Regions from separate parts of the Homo sapiens genome. Here region 2 is linked to region 1. Evidence: chromatin contacts called from ENCODE Hi-C or POLR2A ChIA-PET data. All regions are on one chromosome and are shown on one strand. The core of a region is the stretch at or near the end of the contact, and the rest is flanking DNA. Distances in the headings are between cores, read along the strand shown.

What was found. Hi-C counts contacts between places; a loop is a spot of excess contacts on that map. ChIA-PET counts read pairs that join two places held with the same protein, here RNA polymerase II (POLR2A). Pooled maps may share reads with other maps.
Region 2: a map of naive thymus-derived CD4-positive, alpha-beta T cell shows a loop between it and region 1 (14-fold over the local background). The contact joins the promoter of STAG1 here to the promoter of TMCC1 in region 1. A Hi-C loop is called at or near these places in 1 of 168 maps with a recorded cell type or tissue (naive thymus-derived CD4-positive, alpha-beta T cell) and 6 of 50 pooled maps. POLR2A ChIA-PET finds 5 or more read pairs at or near these places in 1 of 52 experiments (endothelial cell of umbilical vein).

Annotation. Positions count from the first base shown.
Region 1 is chr3:129,892,427-129,895,126 of GRCh38, forward strand. TMCC1 (transmembrane and coiled-coil domain family 1) reads right to left here and starts at 1,285. Exons shown (of 7, transcript NM_001017395.5): 1 at 1,068-1,285. TMCC1-DT (TMCC1 divergent transcript) reads left to right here and starts at 1,445. Exons shown (of 3, transcript NR_037893.1): 1 at 1,445-1,501. RefSeq lists enhancers at 1-659, 660-1,451 and a silencer at 813-1,542.
Region 2 is chr3:136,750,985-136,753,684 of GRCh38, forward strand. It overlaps STAG1 (STAG1 cohesin complex component), which reads right to left and starts at 1,394. Exons shown (of 34, transcript NM_005862.3): 1 at 1,211-1,394. It overlaps STAG1-DT (STAG1 divergent transcript), which reads left to right and starts at 1,687. Exons shown (of 1, transcript NR_185911.1): 1 at 1,687-2,700. RefSeq lists silencers at 718-1,097, 1,418-1,647 and enhancers at 839-1,770, 1,658-1,977, 1,771-2,700.

The sequences.
Region 1 (2,700 bases), core at 35-2,534:
TTCAATCTCCTAATATACAGAGAAAAAAATGTATCTACCTCCTGGAACAAATCAAAGTTTTGTTTTATTTTAAAGCAGCTATCTGATATTTATGCCCTGGATTTTTTTTTTTTAAGAACAGAATAAGCTAATTTAGGAATTCACACCTTTCGTAGAGATGCTTATGGTACAGGTACCTCTGACGGCTAGGCTCTACCAACACTAACGTGTAACGTGTCACAAAAGCCAACGGGCGTTGCGGGGGCCGGGGGTAGCCAACAGCTCAAGTGGGCTGCTTCACTCCGTGGCAGATTCACCTGGGGATTCCTCACCAAGAATGTTGTTAAGGGACGAACCAAACCAACCACAAATGATACCCCTTTACCGAGGCTGAAAAAGCAGAGATTCGCAAGCTATAAACGAATCTCTGGCCCTTTAGGGAAGGTGCAACTCGCTGCACCTCTTTCCCCTATCCTACAGGGGTTAACAGGGGGCATCCTGAGGCCGAGACCAAGCCCAGCCAGCTCCTCCTCACATCCCACCTCCCACTACATATTCTCCCCAGTACGCCGGGCTCCCTCCTCCCCTCGAAAGACAGTTCAAAATCAAAACAATAGGTGCAAAACTGGTTTCAGGTGGAAATGGCTGAGTCCTGGTGGCTAACTTCTGGGACGCCATGGCGATCGAGGGCTCCTAAAACCCCAGATTCCGACGGGAACCGGCTCCTAAACAGTCCCTCGGGCCTCGGCCCGACTTCTCACACGCCCCTCCCTCACCTCGGCCCTGGGATGCTGGGAAGGGAACGAGGCGAGGGGCTGGAGGGGAACCCCAGGTCAAAATGACAGCGGAATGAGCCGGGAAAGGAAAGAGGCCCCGTGGGATGCTGGGGGTCGAGTCCTAGGCCCGGGGCTTCAACCTCGAACGGGGGCGACGGCAGGTCCCAGCCCCGACAGGCCGCGAGCGGGAGGCCAGGCCCGCGTCCGCTGCGCCGCCAGGCCACGCTCCCTCACGACTGTCCCCACCCACCGCGGAGGGCCGTGAGGGGGCCGCGACCGCCGCCAGCGTCCGGGGCGGGGGCGCTCACTCACCGGCGGGGAGGGGAGGAGCAGCCGGCGTCTCCGCCAGCGCCGTCGCTCGAGCTCAAGCGCCTGCTCCTTCCACTGCGGCCGCCGCACCCGGTCCATCCCCCACAACCACCCCCCCCTCCCGACCCTCCCCCCGCGCCGCCTCAGCCGCCGCCGCCTCAGTCACCGCCACCGCCGCCGCCGCCTCAGCCCCGGCGCGGGAGGGCGAACCGGCGCGAGAGAGCGAGCGCGCGCGCGCCCCCGCCACAGCCGCCACCGCCCACAACCTCCGCCCCCGGCCGGCGGCGCACGCGCAAGGGAGCGGGCGGACGGGCGCGCGCACGCCGCAGGGGCGGGGATGGGCCCTGGAAGGCGTGGCCCCTCCCCTAGCCCGCCTTCCCACGCGGTCTCTGGGCTGGTTGAGCTGCGCCGCTGCAGGTAGTGCTGAGTTGCTCCAGGTAAGCTCCTCCTCTCAAAAAGCTCTAGGAACCGAGCCACCCTCGCCCTAGGAGCAACGCCCCTGAGTAATATGGGGTTTCGTCGGATTTCTGCCCGCCGCTCTGGATCACACGTTTGTTCTCCCTATTTGAGTCGCAAGGCCTTCCTTCATTCCACCTAGCAGGCTGCTTGGAAAAGGGCAGAGACTCATTACTTTGCACCAGGTATTACCACTGAAGGGATTGTAAGCAGCCACCAGCCCATCCCTTTATAATTCCCATTTTCCTAATTTATTTTATTTTTATTACTTATGTAATGAGGCTTCTTCCGTGTTCAAGGAGCTGGGAGTACCATATGGGGTCAACGGAGTCCCTGGTCTCATGAAGTTTGAGATCTGGTGGAGAAGGAAAACATTCATGGGAGAATCAGACAAAATTAAGTTTTCAATTAGTAAAAATCTTCTGAGAGGTATATGGTACTAAGAGAATCTTTATGGGGGAATTGATTTAGTTGAGGATGAAGAGGGTAGAATCTGAGGAATTGAGTTGGGAGGAGTTAGTTGCTCCAAGGGGTGAGGTCTTGGCATGGCCAGAATGGGGAGCGCTAAAGAATATTGAATGTGGAGTAGACTGCGAGTGTGGGAAGAGGTAGGCGAGAACAGGTGAGGATTGGGGACCTATTTATTTATTTATTTATTGAGACAGAGTCTCACTCTGTCACCCAGGTCACCCAGGCTGGAGTGCAATGGCTCGATCTCAGCTCACTGCAACCTCCGCCTCCTGGGTTCAAGCGATTCTCCTGTCTCAGCCTCCGGAGTAGCTGGACTACCAGCGCACGCCAGCGCACCTGGCTAATTTTTGTATTTTTAGTAGAGATGGGGTTTCGCCATCTTGGCCAGGCTGGTCTGGAACTCCTGACCTTGTGATCTGCCCGCCTCGGCCTCCCAAAGTGCTGGGATTGCAGGCATGAGCCACCACACCCGGCCGGATTTGGGACTTTAATCTGAGTGCTTGGTAGAAGCTATTCAGGTTTTTTTCAGCAGGGTTGCAGGGGAAATAACTTGATCATTATGTCTGTTTTTTGTTTTTGAGAGGCAGACTGGAGTGCAGTGGCGCGATCTCGGCTCCCTGCAATCTCTGCCTCCCGGGTTCAAGTGATTTTCCTGCCTCAGCCTCCCTAGTACCTGGGACTACAGGTGCACGCCACTGCACCCAGCTAA
Region 2 (2,700 bases), core at 144-2,643, 6.9 Mb after region 1:
AAATGTAGAGTCATTCAAATTCCAGATAAGTTACAAATCACACAACTTTGTGCCAATTCAGATACTTTCTCAAGTAAACACTATTTTTGCGAAGATGCAAGTCTTTCTAGTCAGAATCACGAGAATAAACTCTATCCATCTTAACACCAACTTTAACAGCAAATAATTTTTTTTTATGACAAATTGCGTTTTTTTTTTTTGTTTTTTTTTTGTCTGTAAGTGTCCAAAACTATCCTATGACTTATACTCCCGGAGCACGATTCCCTGCAATGTGAAGAGAATCGACAGATAACATTTCAAATGTGGGTAGATGGGGGTGACGTGACAATCCTAAAACCTGAAAATTTCTTAGTACCCATACCATACAAGAAGAACCCAGTTCGGACCCTGCAAACGGGGCTCAGGTCCAACTCCAAGCACTCTAGTTTCCCACCCCGCCCCCACCTCGAGAAAGGAGGGAAAACAACTTTTATTGGCCTCGTCTCTCAGGGGACTGGCAAACTAGCGGGGCAGTGCTTAGGCCTGGACACGTTTCACAAGGAGGCCCCCGTCGGGGGCTGAGAGGGCAGATAGCTGGAAAGCCCAGCATTGATGCATCTCCCCCAGCCGCCACCCCGCTGCCCCACCCCGCCAACAAGAAGCCTGGGCCAGCCGCCCCGCCGAGCGACCCCCCAGGCCCCTCCGCTGAAATGAACTCGTTGTCATGTGACGCCGCCGCCGCTAAAACACCGCAGAAACGCAGGTCGGCAGGCGGCGGAAGGCATTCGCGCCAGCCCGCGTCGGCCCGGCCCCGCTGGGCGCGGGCGACTCCCGAGAGCCCGGGCGGGGGGGGGCGGAGGGCGGGCTTGGCGGCGGGCCCGAGCGCGCCACAAAGGCTTCCGCGCCTGTCGCCGTAGTGCCCGGGCGGGCGGGGGCAAAATTTTTGGTGCCCGCGGGAGGGGTGGCAAGCGACGAAGACGCCGGGGTGCCCACCGCGCCCACAGACGTCTCTCCGGGCACTCGGACGGCCCACGACCGCCGCACCCCGCACAGGCCCGCGCGGCCTCCCTCCCCCGCACGGGGCCCGCGCCCGGCCCGCCCGCTCGCCGCTCGCGCTCTCTCGCTCTCGCCCGGCCTCCATCTTGGATCGGCGCTTCCAGCCCCCGCGCCGCTGCCGCCGCATTCCCCCTCTTTCCCGCCCCCCGCCGCCGTCGCCGCCGCCCGCACTCACCTCAGCTGCCCATCCGGGCGCCGCCGACCATCGACCTAGTTTCCCCCCAAAAGTCTCCGGTGTGTTATTCCCGATGTGGGGGGGTTGTTACGGGGTGGTCGCCGGGGGTTCGGGAGCGGGGGCCGCGCCTTCAACGGAGCTGCAATCCTAACCCGCCATCTGGTGGCATTTTCCACACGCCAATGGCGCCGCTGCAGACTTGGGTCCGGACCGCCCTCTGCTGGCCGCGGTGCTCACTGCCTTGCTGACGGGACGGGCCTGCCCGGAAAGGGGAGGGAGCTGAGGCGCGAGCTAGGGGCCGCGGCAGGGGCGCGCGCAAACGCTTTCCAGTGGGGATTGCGCGCACGCGCACCAGCGGGGCGGGAAACGTGGCCGCTGCGTGGCGGCCCCGCCCCCACACGGAGCGCTCGCGCAGTTCAGCCAATCGCGAGAGGCGTAGGCTTCTGGATAAGGGCGCTGTGGACGGTTCTTGGGCCGCCCGCGGCTGGCGGAAGGACGGCCACGGTGGCGCCTGCGCGTCCGGCTCGCCGAGTTGCCGCCCGCCATTTTTGGAGCTTCTTGGAGATCTAGGCAGGAACCCGCCCCGGGTTCCTTCACCGAGGCTCCTCCCTAGGTCTCAGGGCCGGCGCTTTCCTCTGTTCCCGCCCGGCTCCTGCTGCCCCCATCCGCAGCTCTCGAGACGCCCTGCGGAAACCCGAGGGTGAGGCCGCGCAGATCCCTGCTCCTACTTGGATTTAGCAAGGGCCTCAGAGCTTAGCATTGTATTCGCGATTTACGGCTGACAAGCGCTTTCACCAGGCAAGAGTGAAAAGGTTTCAAAAGGACTATTGGGGACTTCCCTCGCCATTAATCTAGACGAAACACCGCCGGCCCTAGGCCGATTGGCGTCATCCTGCCTCTGTAAAGCACATCTTTCCGTGGTGTCGGCTTTGCATAAGGCGGCAGCATTGGCTAGTTTGTGAGAGGAGAATATAACTAGACTGAGAAGATAGACTCAGCTGTGAAAGTGGATTTCTCCCTCCACAACCTAGGACTACTTTCAGTAGCTCTGAAATACACATGAGAATCTTAGCCTTCTAGATGCCAAAAGAGAAATAATCAGTAAGGTGAAATCATTAACAAACTATTTATGTTTAACGTCGCCTCTTCCCTGATCTCCACCTGCCCGTCCGTGGCCATGGATCCCTACCTTTCACCTGCTTACAACTTTTCACCACAAAAGTGAATCCTTACTCTCCTGGATCATTAGCCCCATATATGACTAACTTCTCTATCGCTATAGCCAACTCTATTTCAGTATGGAATCGCTCAACTACTTTATAGTCTTAAGGGCCTGTCTCCAGTAGGTTACCCCTATTTGTGTTTTCTCTCTCAAGGGTTTGCAAGATGTGTGGCTTTTCGCTGGAGGAAGTCATAACTGACCAGATTGGATATGAATTCGTGACTGGACTCCTACTTATAATTTTCTTGCGTTTTCTTCTAATCTCTGG